Regions from separate parts of the Homo sapiens genome. Here region 1 is linked to region 2. Evidence: chromatin loops called from intact Hi-C (ENCODE). Cell type or tissue: heart left ventricle. All regions are shown on one strand.

What was found. A loop is a pair of places that touch in the nucleus more often than their neighbours do. Peaks named below come from ENCODE experiments on the same cell type or tissue, not always from the same donor. Only the 100,000 strongest peaks of a DNase experiment are listed, where the experiment ranks them.
Region 1: a loop joins it to region 2, with 3 times the contacts of the local background. A loop is called at or near these places in 5 of 110 quality-filtered maps.

The regions. Positions count from the first base shown.
Region 1 is chr5:125,040,944-125,048,943 of GRCh38, reverse strand. It overlaps LOC101927421 (a long non-coding RNA gene), which reads right to left. Exons shown (of 6, transcript NR_109882.1): 2 at 6,705-6,787. Among named protein-coding and RNA genes, the nearest start is that of ZNF608, 300 kb to the right of the region's middle. In heart left ventricle, no CTCF peak of the experiment used is centred here; a DNase peak (open chromatin) is centred at 4,963; H3K27ac peaks cover 846 bases.
Region 2 is chr5:125,194,700-125,202,699 of GRCh38, reverse strand. The region is part of intron 4 of LOC101927421 (a long non-coding RNA gene); the gene reads right to left. Among named protein-coding and RNA genes, the nearest start is that of LINC02240, 290 kb to the left of the region's middle. In heart left ventricle, no CTCF peak of the experiment used is centred here; a DNase peak (open chromatin) is centred at 3,959; H3K4me3 peaks cover 1,151 bases; H3K27ac peaks cover 1,893 bases.

The DNA of each region.
Region 1 (8,000 bases), 150 kb after region 2:
AAAAAGAATATAAAAGGAATTCTACGTAATGCAATCTTACTTAGTCATAGAGCTTTGAGAGGACTGGGATACACAGTGGACTTCGTGGAAAAACAGAACAGTAGCTCAAAATATTTGTGGAAGGAACCTGAACTCAATTGGCCCACTTCTTTTGTTTATCTAGAATTCATTTTTTTCCCAAGTGAAAGTAGGGCCAGTATTCTGCCATTCAGTAAGGAGCACTGCGGTGAGCCAGGAATTCACACTAAGCCACTCTACAGGCCTCCCCAGTTTCTACCCCATGTGTGACTGGCTTTTTGGATCCCATTAACTAGTTTAATTAATACTGTTTTGACTACAAATGAAAGTAAGTTATATCTAGTTCATATGAAAAGAGGTCTTTGTTGTCTGGCATCTCCCAATCTCAGTAAAGGTGGTGGTAAAGGCCTGAAGTTAACAGGAACCAGGACTCTGATGAAACAGGGTTCTCTAGGTTTCTCTTTACTGTGGTTCTCTGCATGAGAAATTTTTCCTCAAGGCTATACCCACTACTACCAATATCTTACATTTTCCCAGTTCTATCAACAGAGAAAAATATTCTGTCCCCACTGTTGTAAATAAGAAAACAAAATAAACAAAAAAGCCTCAAGAAAAAATTCTTATTTGTTTGGAAGGATCATGTGACCAAGCACTGAGAGTATCCGGTCCAGTGAAACTTCCATGGCTGGAGTGAGGGGCAAAAAGAATTCCTTTGAACAAGGAGTAAATGCTACAGGCAATAGTTCTCTACTCCCCTGGGGGGAAAGTTTTATATCACTAAATACAATGTGGCAGTAGCTGTAGTATCTGTGCAAGAAAGAGTGCCCCTGGGCTACGTTACTTAATATGACAGCTGTAGATGAGGCAGCTACCTGAGACTTATGGACTCATGGTGAACCCTGTCCAGTTCTTAGGCCAAATTCCCTTCATTCTACAGATGGGGAGATAGAGCTGAGAAAAATATAAGGTAATTTACACACCTGAATCTTGCAAATAACAGTAATAAATCCAACTGCCCCCTACACACATTGCAGGGTGAACTGACGCTCCTCCCAACACACGAATACAGGATTTAGGGAGGTATGATTTGAGGTGAGGTCTAACAATGCCAGTTAAGAACTTTCTCCAGAGGTTTCTTAGGTGAGCACTACTTTACCAAGTTAAGTCCCCATGACATTCCAGTGTGTTTGAAGCAAACCTTTGAAGAGAAAAGCAGCCAGAACCCTAAACGGATGCCCCTCCTATTCCACCCTCCATCTCTACCCCACTTCATAACCCTGGGGCCAGCCCATTCTCTGCCTCCTTCCCTGAGGGCAGAGTGACTAGTTCAAGCACCCCGATGACTCCCTTTCTTTCAAACATTAAAGAGCTTATACTTATCTAGAGTTTTAAATTTACAGTCCTAGATGGGCAGTCATCTTACTCTCTTTATGTCTATGTAAGTGAAATCAGTTTACTAGAATGTAACTTTGAATTGGAAAGATAGTTTTTCTGCTAATGTGTGGAAATGGAAACCCTGAGCTAAGTTTTTTCAATTCTGAAAAAATGAAAATAATCTCTTCTGGGCAATAACGGATCAAATTCAGGGCTGGCCTATCCCCAGGCCCATCTTTCTTTCTCCTCTGGGCCTCTATTTTCTAGTGTCTGGTTCGCATGCCACTCTGTGTCCCATCAGCTTCTGTGCAGGTATAGGTTGCCCACCTGGACTTAGATGTGAAATTCTCTCAACCTGGTATTCATCAAACTCTGTTGTTCGCATACAACCACAGGCCTCCTACAGCCTGCTGGTCCTCTCAGCACTTCTGAGCCCCCACTGGGACTCAGGAGCTTGCACCCACCTTCTCTGCACTGCTCTGGGCTCATAGTGAGGCTGTCCTTGGGACTCCCTGACTAAGTGCCTGCCTTAGTCATTGGCTACTGTCATGACAATACCAGCTGCTCCAGTACCAGATTGGCCTTGAGGATAGCTTAGAGCAGGGGCACCAAGTCTGTAGCTCTCAGATTCTACCAAATGTATCTAGGTGTTTCCTTCTCTCTGTCTCTCTCTGTCTCTCTCTCCATGCTCACAGCTCTCTGGGTTTTGGTGTCTGCTCTCTCAAGCTACAAATTTTGGGAATACTAAACACTCTGTCTCAAGCACCTGCTCTTTCACATACGAAACACTTTATTTTCTTGACTATGAACTCTAAATTATCTGGTCAACATTGGAGGATGCTAATAGTGAACCAACTCATTATTTTTAGAAGTGACAAATAAGGTATATAAAAAATCAGCATTTATTTTGCCTTCTTCTATGGTGTGCACCACAATAACCAAATGATAAGTGGATGGAGAAAACATGATCTTTATAAAAAATATTCCAGCTTATAAATGAAGAAGAAATGTTAGAATTACAATATCACCAGTTTGCAACCTCTATAACAGAGGACATTAACAGCCACAAACACCAAAAAGAGAGAAAACCAGACAGTATGGTATGTGCCTATTGTTGGAAAAACCCACCACTTCCTATATTATTGCCAAAACTCACTGAATAAGTAAATGAATAAATCCGATCAATCTCTACAGTCAATTTATGAAAATGCAAAGCATAGTGTAACACAGGTACCTACTCTTCAAGGATATGATCAGAAAAACCTGGATGGCAAAACTGCAGGACAAACTTGTTTCTTCAACAAATAAATTGCAAAGAAAAAAAGAGAGAAATGGAGGGGAAATCTATAGAATAAAAGATATTTAAAAGACATATTTGCTAATCTTATTGTTCAGGTCATGTTTGGATCCAGGATTAGAAAAAAAAAAAAAAAGGTGTAAGAAGGACATGACATTTACAAGAAAATATTTGATTTGATGTTGACGATATTAAGGAATCGTTGCTATTTTGGGGGTGTGATGATTACTTTGTATTTGCATTAAAGCAAAAGAGTCCTTGTCTTTTAGAGATGTATACTAAAATACAGTTGTCCCTTGTTGTCCCTGGAGAATTCATTCCAAGACGCCCACAGATACCAAAATCTACAAATGCTCAAGTTCCTGATATAAAATAGTGTAGTATTTGCATATAACTTACTCACATCCTGCTGCATACATTGAGTCATCTCTTGATGATTTACATTTAATACAATGTAAATGCTATGTAAATAGTTGTATTGTTTAGGGAATGACAAGAAAAAAAATCTGCACACGTTCAGTATAAATGCAACCATCTTTAACAAAAAAAAAAAATGAATCTGCGGTTGGTTGAATCCACAGATGTGGAACTGATGGATATGGAGGGCCAACTATACTTAAAGGTAAAACTACTTGATACCTGGGATATGCTTCAAAATAACAAGGGGCTAAATGCAATGTAGTATCTTGGATTGAATTCTAGAAAAGAGAAAGAATTTTAGTGGTAAAACTGGTGAAATAGGAATAAAGTCTAGATTTAATTAATAGTTTCACATCAATACTAACATATTCATTCTGACAAACGTACCATGGAATCGTAAGATAGGGAGACATAGGTAAAGAGTATGTGAAAATTGTCCTATCTTTGCAACTTTTCCATAAATCTAAAATTATGCCAAAATATGAAATTTATTTTAAAAGCAATGAGAAGAGAGAAGTGGATGCAGGTGTAGATGGGACAGGATTCACCAAGGATGAATGGTTGTTGAAACTGGATGGCGAGTATAGAGGATTACTATACAACTCCACCTACTCTTGAGTGAGTTGTAAATTCTCCATAATAAAGTCACGTAAGTTAAAAACATTATGATATTTTCTATAGACTATTAAGAGCCTACACAGACCTTTGGAAGCCAGTAATTTGACACTTTGCTCTCTGTATCATTTCTGCCATCAGGGCAGTGGTGCCTAAAGAGTAGGGCAAAGGGCAGGAGCAGAAAGAATTGGAAAACAGCGGAGTTAAATATCACCCAGCTACAATCACTCGCTTCTTTTCTTATTAGACCCCAAATTATTTCTTCCTTTATATTTTAAAATCTTTTTTCACCTGTATTTTTATCGCATTTTAGATCTCTTCTAGCACCATGTGCCCATCTAGGCATCACTTGGTGTAAGGTCCCCACTGCAATATAACGAACAACCACAGCGTATTAAGCAAGCTAGAAGCATATTTCCCTACACACAAAATAAGTCTGGAGGTCAGCAGGCCAAGACTGTCAAAGCAGCTTCATGGAGTTTTGGATGACTCAAGCTCCTGCCTGTCCCCTACTCTTAGATTCCTACGATGGCAGCCTGGTCACCACACTTACAAGATAGCTTCTAGAGCACACCCACATTCCAGGCAGCAAGAAGGGAGGTCAATCCACTTCTCTTTAAGAAAATCTCCCAAAAGTCCTACATATTTCTGCTAACCTTTCACTGACTAAAACATACCCACACAGCCACTCCTGGCTGCAAAGTGGAAATGTAGAAAATGGTCTTTTAATTATACTCTGGCTGTCCTCTACAAAAACAGAGTCCTATTACTGAAAAAGGAGAACGAAGTGGATGTTGGGTAGAAAATTAGCAGCCTCTGCCACAATCAGTCGTGGGAAAAATCTGAACATGCAGTGGCAGAGGAGTCCAACCATGACTTATGCCCAAATTAATTATCCGGCTAGTGCAATCAGCAAAGATCTGGAAGTATCTGTCATCCCACATACGCTGCTGGCTGGTTTATGTTGATTGGTTTGACTGAAAGTTAAAAGTAGAAAACTGCCTGTTCGTTCACCCTTCACAGCAAGATATCATCTATCTACATCAGACGCCAATATATGTGCATTTGTGTCAGCATCATGTATAGTACTAGATACGCCTGCTGTGACTATAATGTCCTTTAAACCTAAAATGGAATCATTATAGATTCCTCCTGGCAGCCCTCTTGAGTCTCTGGGAGACCTTCTGGCCTCCTGGCCAGTCTCCAGAGAGATTCCTGTCTGTCTGCCCGGGAGGAGACACATTCTGGGCTGCCTGCCCACATTCTAACCTGCTGCTCACACGGGTAGAGAGCTGTGTCTATTTGGGTCAGTCCTTCCAAATGATTATTCTGTTGCCTTTAGGTAAGTTCACTTGAATGTCCCACACATACCAACTGTGCACACCACATGTTTGAAAGCCAGTTGCCCAGTAAAAGCAATGAAGTATGTTGGAAAAAGCATCTGAAATATGAGACTGAGAACCAAGCTGGAGCTCTTTTTGGTCCTGGCAGTGAAAGCTTAGGAAATTCACTTAGGCTCTCTAAGCCTCAGTTTCCTCATATGCCAAACAGAGATATTGCTACCACCTCTACTTTCCTTGCAAATATATTGCAAAGCTCAGTTACAATGAGATATTACATGTCACAGTGCTATACTTTACACCAAAAAGAGGTTAATATTATTCTTAATCTAGTGAAAATGTGAGTCATTGAAAAAAGAAGAGAAAAACAAGAAACAACAATAATGTAGCTCAAGCTCATTTGACCAGGGTCAACACAAAGAAATATAGTAACTAGTGCCAAATCTGCAGGATATAAAGAATATAGAGAGACAAAAGAATATAAAGAGACAAAAGGATCAGTGAAATTATATCTGCCTCAGAAATGATAGATTCTAAATGACTTCTCTCAGGAAGTAAACTTACAACATTCTTCGAGCCACCATTTCCATTTATTATCAGCCATTCTTCCCATGGAACATCAGTTCAAAGAGGAAACCTATTGTTAAATACTCTGTTCTCCTCCAACTGAAAGGGTGAACTATGTTTTATTTCTTTTAACTAGTCACCTTTAAAATTCAGCAAGATTCCTATCTCAGCAGCAAAGACCCAAAACTCTCACATAAAATTTTACTGCTCAATACCATCAGCTAGGGTCCATTTCCATTCATGAATATAAGCCTTTGGGCACAAGTATGTAAGTAGTTACATAAACATAAATTCATTCAGGGAGATAGGTGACTTCTGTAGGTGTGAATGTACATGTGTATGTAATTCGATATATTGGAGCCTCTAGAAGGTTCATAGTTTTATAGAGACATCAACAAGAAGTAATTTTAAATCCTTTAGTTTTTGTCAAAAGAAGGAGCTTTAGTTTATGCAACATAAAATTAGAATTGCTTTTACTTGCTACCAGTTTAATATCAACATTTTTATCCAGAGTTAGACACAAAGCTAAACTGCTGGGATTTGACATAACAAAACTGCTCTCCATATGTGAACCAAAAGTCACTTGGGATCTATCGGCCAATTAAGACTCTTTGCTCAGATCTAACTTTAGAGGGTGACTTCTGTCAAGAGCTAAGGAAGAACACAATTCATTATGACTGCAGAACTCAGAGAAGTCAAGAAGCAGATTCACTGGACATTTGTAAACTTTTCCTGTGACCCACAGCTAGAGCAAAGTACCTCTTAATTGTGAATAATTTTTCCTGATAAAAGTTTCTCACTCCTTTCTTAAATCTGGAACTTCCCTTTCTTGGAAAGCACCCATACACACATAACAAAAGGAATTCATTCCAGATGTCCAAGAGGCTTTGCATGTCAGGGTCTGGCTTTCCTGGTTGCAAAGGGAAATTTTGGCAGGTGGTCATAATGGTATTTTGTCCCTCTCAAACTTGCTGCCATCAAACCACACTGTAAAACTCAGCTGGTTTACATTTGTATAATTTTTGCCTAACAAAGGGAGGAAAAGACCACAAGAAAATTAGCTGAATACTCACCAGATCACAAGGCTGAAACACAGGTATAGGTAAATTCATCCCTAAGAGTTTTATCAGTGCTGTGTTCCCAGAACTGTTCCATGCTGTGTGGAGGAAACAAAAGTAGGAAACACTGTCCTAAGTCTTGAGAATTTAAAATGACTTACTAGTGACAAGGTTAATCAGAATAAGAGTGCCACTGTGCTCCCATAGTACCCTGCATAAAGCATCACTGCACATACTACTCGTTATAATCAACAGTTTGTGTGACTGATGTCATCCACCATGTCCAGCCCCCAACAAGAAGCATGGCATATCTGTCATAGTAAACACAGAGCCCAAAGCATATTCGAGAAATGCTAACTCAGTGAATGCAGGAAACAACAGTAGAAAAAATTAAAGAGATGTGAGAGCTGTAGGGATTCAAAATGCAGTCAAACATGAGCCCATTATGTTTCTGGGAATTATCAAGTGTTAATATTTTTTATTCTGCTAATAAGGCATCTCTTCATATTCCTAAGAACCAATTTGAATTTTTCTGCCCTTAATTGTACTACACACTGAGAAACAACAGCTACTATGCTAGAATATATAACCTTTAGTCTGGAAGTCCATTGTTAAAAAGCAGGTATTATCTTACTGCAGAAGAAAGGGAGAAGAGATACTAAGAGTGATGAAGCTGATTTCATTGCTGTGTTTTGTTGACAGTGTATTCCCAAGGGGAAAGGCAGGCTTGCTGGGGGCGGGGGCGGGGTGGGGGGTGGTGGGAAGCGCTCAAACTTAGGTGAAGGCGGGAGATTCTTTTTTTTTTTTTTTTAAGTAAATTGTCTTATTCTGTACAAAGCAGTTCAGATAAAACATCTGCTTATCTGCTTACTACATTATAAACAGTGTTGAGAGTCCTAGACCTTCACTGTGACCCAATTATTCAGCATTCTCAGTGTAAAACACTGTTTATAAGAGAACTTCAATAAATATCATCATGCGAAGGGTAGTTGTATGGTGAAATAAGTTTAGGAAACACTAATTACCATATCTCCCTCCTTAGATTTGCAATGTACCTTTATATTGTAAAGAAAATTGTGTTAGTTTACTTACTCGGGGTTTTCCCAAAATTATTTGCCTATGAGCTCATTATTCACAAAGTAGATTAGAAAACACCATTCTCAGAGCCCTGCGTTGACTGCTGTCTAACTTTTCTTTCAGTGCTAAATTCTGTTATCATCTTAGGCCAACATTCTCTCACTTTTTAGAAATCATAGCTAAAATTTGGGTACATATTACTACTCCTAAAGAACGTAAGAACTGAGTTCTAAA
Region 2 (8,000 bases):
TAAGTAATCAGGCCAGGGTTAGTGTGCTCTCTGTGGTACCAGAACCCCCAATTCCTTCAATCTTGTTCTGCAGTACAGGGCTTTCAATCCCAAGAACACCCTGGAGTATAAACTGACTGCTAGAGCTGCAGCCATTACAGTCTCTGTCCAGCTGTGCTCAAGAACACTGCCTAAATTACCATACCACTTCCACCTACATCCCATTGACCCATTCTAGAAAATAATCATGCCTAGCTGCAGGTGAGGCTGAGAAACAAAGTCTTAATTCCAGGAAGCCACGTGCCCAGCTAAAAACTGAGATTTCTTTTCCCATATGAAAAGGAGAAAGAGATGTTAAGGGACTATTACCAGGCCTGCTATATACTCTCACATATTCCTTTGACTGAAATAATCATTCATTTATATATTCATTCAACATTAATTCACCTAAAAATGTTATTGAGAGCCTATTTTATGTCAGGCTGTATACTAGGGACTGAGGAGAGGAAGATGATTAAGAGTTAGGTCTTACAGAATAACATAGGGGGAGGAAGAAAGATCACAGATAATTACAGTACGGTGTCACAAGTACTGGAATAGACTGTCCAAAGAGAAGAGGCCATGAATAACTAACAGGAGGTGCTGATAAAGCTACACAGAAGAGGTAAGGTGAAACGTGAATTTGGTTTTATAAGGATGCAAAGGATGCAGTAGGAGACAAAGAAGGGGAATATACTTCCAAGTTACACCTTCTACGGGAAATGTGATTCTGAAATAATATTTAGGATTTCTGCAGCTTTGTTATAGTTATTAGTCAGACTTGGTAAATAAAGCATGGCCCAGCTGATTGTTTGGTTAAATCATTTCATGATCAGTGTGGGTCCTCACACAACTATTTTGGCGACAGTCATCAGAGCTGTTGCTAAAGAGATGCTGAAATGAATGGATTGGCCATGTTGCAGCTCAGTTCACCAGCAGATATAGATTCAGAGGCAAAGAAATATACTAGCTGACAGCAGAATCAGGCTTTGCCTTTATAGACCATCCCTCTAGTCTCATACCCATCCAAATGACAAATCCCCCATCTGCTCTCAACCTGCCTCCTGAGCCAGTCATATTGCATCAGAGGCCCTATAAGCCAGCAGCTTCCCAAATTGCCCTGGCATTACAGGGGGATGTCTTGCTCTGTGACACCCCATCTAACTTTGGGAGAAAATTCCCATATTTAGTAATGCCTTGCCCATCTTTTCCCAGCAGTTTTGTTTTTTTTTTTTTTAAAGAGTGAGATCTTTAGGAATCATGTTGAGCTTTGAAAAACAAAAGAATTCCTCAACTTGAAAAATAGAGATAAATTCAGATTTTTCAGACTCCTAAGATTCAATCTTCGGAAGCCACAGCCATACCCCCACTGTGGGGATGGCGGTCACTGTCACAATGGTGAGCCTCCTGTTCAGCTATTTTGTCCTGAAACAAAAAAAAAGAGCTCTGTGATAAATCACATCTGCAAGATGTGTTTCATATGTCAAGCACACATAGCTTCTAAATCAAATGCTGATACATGACTTATTCCGTCAAAAGTAAGCAGAATGCTGTAATTTATAATCATCTTGAAGCACACTGCGGAGAAAATGAAAGCAGACCATTAAATTTTAATGCCTGTTCAGCTCTCTGAAAAAGAGTGTTTCTGGCCACTCTGGAAGCAGGGTAGTGTTTCTCACACCATTGTGCACAACCCCAAAAACAGTCTGTGTTTGCCAACATTTGTGGAAACTAATTGAAAAAATGATTTAGCTGTTAAAAGCAGCCATCAGTCAGGAAGTTCTCACGAGCACAGAGGTGCCTGAAGAGGAGCCAGTCCCGTCCAACGCCCCAGTCCCCCTTAGCTTTTTAACAATCGTCTGTTGTTGTGCAAGCCAGCTCCCCGCAGCAGGGCTGCGAGCGAATATTCATTGGGGTGTCATCTCTGCTTAGACTCTCGTCCTGCACACCTATTCATCTGGGTTAAGTGAACAGCAGCATCAGCTCAAATTAAGCTGGCTTGAAAACAGCCACTGTTAATAATTTCTGCTGTGATTCAACTTAGCTTTGGCTAACAGGTGAAGATGTTTCAAAACGGAGGCAATTACAGCTCTGAGAGTGCTTTCCCGCTGCCTGTGTAATCAGAGGAATGGAACACTAGCTCCTCGCGTGCGTGGGGAAGGGCCAGCACAGCCACCATTGGGCTGCATTCGTTATCTGCTAGATTGAACAAGCTGCCTGCCGGGGACAGATGCTTAGCGCAGTGATTAGAATATAAAGCAGTTGCAAAGGCTGAGGGGATTGGAGTCAGCATCCTTTATCTCAACTTACTACAGGCTTTTCTGGTCAGATAACAAGTCTTCCAAACCGTTCTTTATAGACGAGAAATCATATGTATATCAATGCATGAAGACTCATGCATATTCATTAGCCTGTACCCTGTGTGAATTTTCCATTTAGATGGAGAACTGTAAAAAAAAAAAAAAAAAAAAAAAAAAAGAAGGGGAGGTCTTCAATTCTATGTAAGTTTAGTTCCTTTTATAGCCAAATTTTTATGACAAGGAATAAATGGAGGGAGTAAGTGTTAAATATGTACAATAAAAATGCTTGCCAAATTTACTTCATTATTTTCTGAGATTGAAAAGCCCAATAGTTTTACAAATTTCCAAACAGCTTTCATATTTAAGTTTAAAAAAGAGGAAGATAAGTGAAAACTTTGTATAACCCTAGATTTTCACTTACTCTGTAAGGAAAGAAAACTGAAATTATGTGTGGGTTTTGTTACTTTTTAAATTACAGAGATAGCATATTTCCATCTAGAGGGAAATCTATCATTCTAGCACAAAAGTAATTTTTCACGTCAACTGTGCATAACATCAAATTATAGCAAAAACATAGCTGTATACTTCCTAATTGTGGGAATTTTCATACGGTTTATTTCCAGCCAAACATTTTTCCTCTTCTACTAAAAGAAAATCAAGCAGGCTAAATTGAATTTTTATACATTACAATTTCCTGAAATGTAGTTGTTAATGCCTTCTGATGTGCCTGAAGGCATGAATCTTAAACTACCTTTCTCCCCCCAACCAAAGAACTAGGGAAATGAAAAAGACCCTTTCTGCTACTGGTATTAAATTTCCATCGTATACATTAATCTGCTTTCAGAGTATTCTCCTTCAGTGTATTTTCCATTAAGGGCCTATAATAAAGTCCTTGGTATCTTATGTTTAAAGAGCAATTGATTATAGAGCTGTGTATCCCCAAACTATGCATATTTTCTACAAACCACAGAAAAGCAGGGAGGGGTAGCTGGGATGAAGTAGAGGGGGAGGAGAAGATGGAGGAGGGGTTAGCCACATGCTCACTTTTATTTAACAAATCTGTTAAGAGCTTGGAAATAGTTCTCATTTTATAACACCAAGGTTATACTAAGCAATTTATTTCCAGCTAGGTTTTTTAAATAGAGATTAAATAGAGATTGTACTTCTCATCAATTATTTAATAGGCTTTGAGGTTGTGTGTGTGTAAACGTGTGTGCTTAAGAAGTTTTGGGGATACAGGAGTAAATGAGAAAAAAAAAAGGACAATAGAGTTTATAATTGCTAAACATATGATCCAAAGCTGTGTTTGAAATACCTGCTTAACAAGATAGCAAATGACTTGTCTCTTTTAAAAGGTATTTCTTTCTTTCTTTCTTCATTCTTTAGAACCATTCATCTAGACTATCTTGGAATATTCTCAGCAAGAATCCACTGCCTACTGTATCTTCCCCTGACAATTACTGTTGCTCCTTACCCTTGAAGCTTTGAAAGCCTGTGTAACATTAGCCTATCTAGCCCAGTGAAAATGTCTTTACAGATTAGTGTAATGTTAATACTGCTGGCTCCCCGCTTTTGACCTGAAGTGGAATATATTGCACTGCTGGAGCAGATGGAATCAGTTTCACTGGGCTACAGAGATTGGTTGGCTGCCTGCCAAAAGTTCAGTGCTAGTGGCAGTGGAAGCTCCAGCTCAGAATAGCAGGCTTGAATCTATTCTCTGCTCTTGGAGAGAAAACAAAAGTGTCACATAAGTTTGTGTAGAATCAAAATACGTTGGTTAAGATTGTTCATCTGCAGATGTTGACCCAGCATTTGAAAAGTAATTGAATCTTTTGGTGTAAAATGGAGACATCTTTATTCACTTTTGCTGAAAGACATGAGACAAAAGCCAGAGCAAAGAATAAAAAAAGAAATTATCTGAACTCCATTTAACCTTCCAGTTGAATGCCTATCTCACCATAAGAATACAAATGTGTACTTGTAGAGTGTTTAAAGCCTGTCTCCTATTTTATGACTGCAAATAGATCTTAGTCTAAAATAATAGATCAAATTCATAAATGGGGGAAAAAAGATAAGCTTGTATAGCCGAAGTGAAATAATTATCCAAATAGTTCCAAACCAGAATCTAAAACTGGGGATGTGGGGCGGGGAGATCTATTTCCTAAGTTATCCATACTAGCTTTATTATTGACTGCATCATTCAGATAAATGTTCAAAATCCTTGCTGGATTTGTATGAACAGAAAAAGCATACAAATATTTGAAATCATATCTTCCAAAATAGATTTGCCTGTTGATAGCTGTCCTTTCACCTGGAACACTGGGAACACTGATTAAAACCATTAATAACAGCAGCTGAAAACTATGGTTGTCAGATTTAGCAAAATAAATAAATAAATTATGATGTGTGGGGGACTAGGGGGCTCCAATTTGAATTTCAGATAAACAACTCATGATATTTTAGTATAAGAATGTCTCAAATATTGCATGGAATATGGAGCATGCACAATTTGGAATATACTTATACTAAAATATTATTCATTTTTCATTTGAAAGTTGACTTAATTGGGAATCCTGCATTCTACCCGGCAACACTGAAAGATGTACTCTTTATTTTCTTACTTCCTGAATGTACTAAGACATCCTTTCCTTCACACACACACATGCACACACACACCCTAACTTTCAATTAACACAGAGGGGTTTTTTGTATTTATTCATCAGGTTATCTCTAAGTTTATTTTAATCATATTTTCCTCTCAAGTACTGCCTTTCCACAGCAGTAAAACATATGCTGTTTGCTGCCTAAGTAGATGGGTAATGTAAGCTGTGATGTGGAGAGAATTCTTCTCTTATCCGTTCTCTCTGAGGGTGTAGTTACAGAAACATATATATGTGCTTTTATCTGTGATAAGAGCTACCATCTGCTAGCTGCAATGTGCACAGCTTACCGTCTGAAGTGCTTATACATATTATGAAAACACACAGCTTTTGTGTATGTTGAGAATACATATAGACTCTGTTCTAATAAACCAGAATATTAGCTTTTGAATATGTCAGATCGATGCAAAATATAACCATAATTATGGACAAGAACGATTAGAGCTGGCACGTTGCCATGTGTGTATTTATGCCAGTAGCATCTTTGAGATCTTTTAATATTGCATTATTTGCAACCTCTTCCTATGAGATAGTTATTTTAGAAAAATGGACCCTTTTCAATGAGGAAAGGCTTTTGCTTCATTCAAGGAGCAAAGTTTCATGCCAGGGATACCAAATCCCTGGGATATGGGCTCCATATACGTGAGCAACGGGAGAGACTGAGACCGCGCGACAGAACATATAAATCTGAGTTACTTTGACCTTTAATCCAGGAGAGCACGAAGAGAAATGCACTAGGAAGGTTGGTTTGTAGCTGTCTGGAGACTGATAAGCTGTAATAAAGGTGCACTCAGTTGCAATTCATCTAAAGCTTCCATTGCTATCATCCTCCTTTTTCGATTTTTGTTACCTCGAGTACTTATCTAAATCCCTTTCAATGCCAGCTTGAATGCACTTTGTGTTCTCTCCAACTGTGACTAGGGCTGTCTGTGTGCGTCCGTGTGCTACAGCACACTCTCTTTCCCCTTGTTTGACAAGAACCAATGCCAACACCTAATTAAGGATAAGCCACAGAGCTCTCGGCTTTATCTTTGTCAACTGCTCCATTCCTAGCTTTCTGCCTAGTTGAGTTTTTAATGACATAAGCAACAGTTCAGTTCAGCATTCCTCAGGCCCGTTCCAGATCTCAGTGACTAAATATGGCAAGCAGCAACAGCGAAAAGATGCTGGCCCTTTGTGCCCCATGTCCTGTGAACACTGGGGAAATAGGGCCACACTGGCTTCCATGTGTTATCTGCCCACTCTGCACCTGCAGTGCGGACATGCAGGGAGGAAAAATTCACACGATGTCTCTCTCAGAAGTTTTCCAAATCTTCCAGGCACTTAATTTATGAAGAAGTCTCATCTGTTTCAATTTCATATTACATTGTATTAAACATTCTAACTCAATTTTGCAAATGTAAGAGTTAATCATTCCCTAAAACTCTGGTGAAATCAGATTAAGATGCCTGTTACTTCCAAACAGCCAATTCACTGTATATTTTTAAAATAAAGTATGGCGTGTGTGTGTGTGTGTGTGTGTGTGTGTGTGTGTGTGTGTGAGAGAGAGAGAGAGAGAGAGAGAGAGAGAGACAGAGACAGAGACAGACAGAGAGTGAGAGAGAGAGAGAGAGAGAGAACAGAGGAGCTTCTACCATATTTTCCTGTCTATACTTTTCCATTATACTAGTAGAAGTGCAATCCTTTTCCTGGAAGGTGAGATTCATTGTTAGTTTTAAATATGTGCATTTGCATTTCTCTTTGTTCTCTGACCTTGGTTGAAGCTTAATGTTTTAAATGATCATAGAACTGTCACAAGGCATGGAGTTATCTCAAGACAATATTTGCTGAAAGATCATTGAAACAAAATATATCCAAATTGTGTGTATCACTGGTGTTGGTGTGATTTTTGACAATGTTAAAGGCACCTAGATTCAGTGGGGGAAAAATTGATTATTTGTTGCATTTTCTATTGCTGCTTTGCTTCAGCTTTATGTTTTCTTTAAAATTACAAAACATTTTTTGTTCTGACTTCAATATCATCTCTTTTTTCAATTCACTTGGATGTGTTGACTCCATTCAAACTTTTGTTTTGTTTTGTTTAACTTGTAATTTTGGATGTCAAGAGAAAAAAGCACATCAGCATTTTATCTGCAGACATGGAGGAGGTGAAATATTCTTCCAAAAGAAGACGACGTTCGTAAATGCAATTATTCAATAATTCTATTTCACAGACAATTCCGGGTTGGTCCCTATGTGATCCATAATATGCTAGGTATAGAATGAATTTTAAAAAATGATAATCCCCACATGGTAGGAATTTAGAGTCCAATTAAAGATATAAAATATTTTATATCCAACATGTCTTTATGTGACTCTTTGGAAATAGCAGTAAATCTCGGCAAATATTTTAGAGTCTTAAATAGGATATACTTGTTCCCTTTCTTCCTGAGTTGATCAACCCAGTCCTATCTACAAAAGCAAAATGAAAAATTGAGTCTCTTATCTACTCTATTTAAACCAAACATTTGCTTTTGCCCAAGTTATCTGAATATTTCGGATAAAACTTTTGCTCACTCAAGTGATTCAGGCCTCAGTGCTTTCTGCCTGCCAGTAGAGACAGCATCCCTTCTGAATGCGGCCCCAGCACGTCAGAGGCAGTGACACTACCTGCACCTGCCACCGCTCCTTTGGGATTCCAAGCTGATGCTTTTGATGTTTCTTCTGATTAACATGGTTTTTCTGAGTGGTGGTGATGGATTTGTACTAAAACATCTGTACTCTGTTATAAAGCACCCTGGGAGACTGAGGCAGCTTGGTAAGATGACCGTGGAGAGATCTGTGTGCGTTCTATGACCACAAAATTGAGTATTTCTCTTCCCTGCATTAATAGGACCACACTGAAATAATAGTAATCAGCTTTACCTCTGACTAATTCATCCATCTCCTCAAAGCTAATATTCTAAAATACTGTACTGTCAGAAGGTAGCAAATGCAGACTTCTCAATAGTTTAGTTCACCTGAGAGTGTGAGGGATTGGACA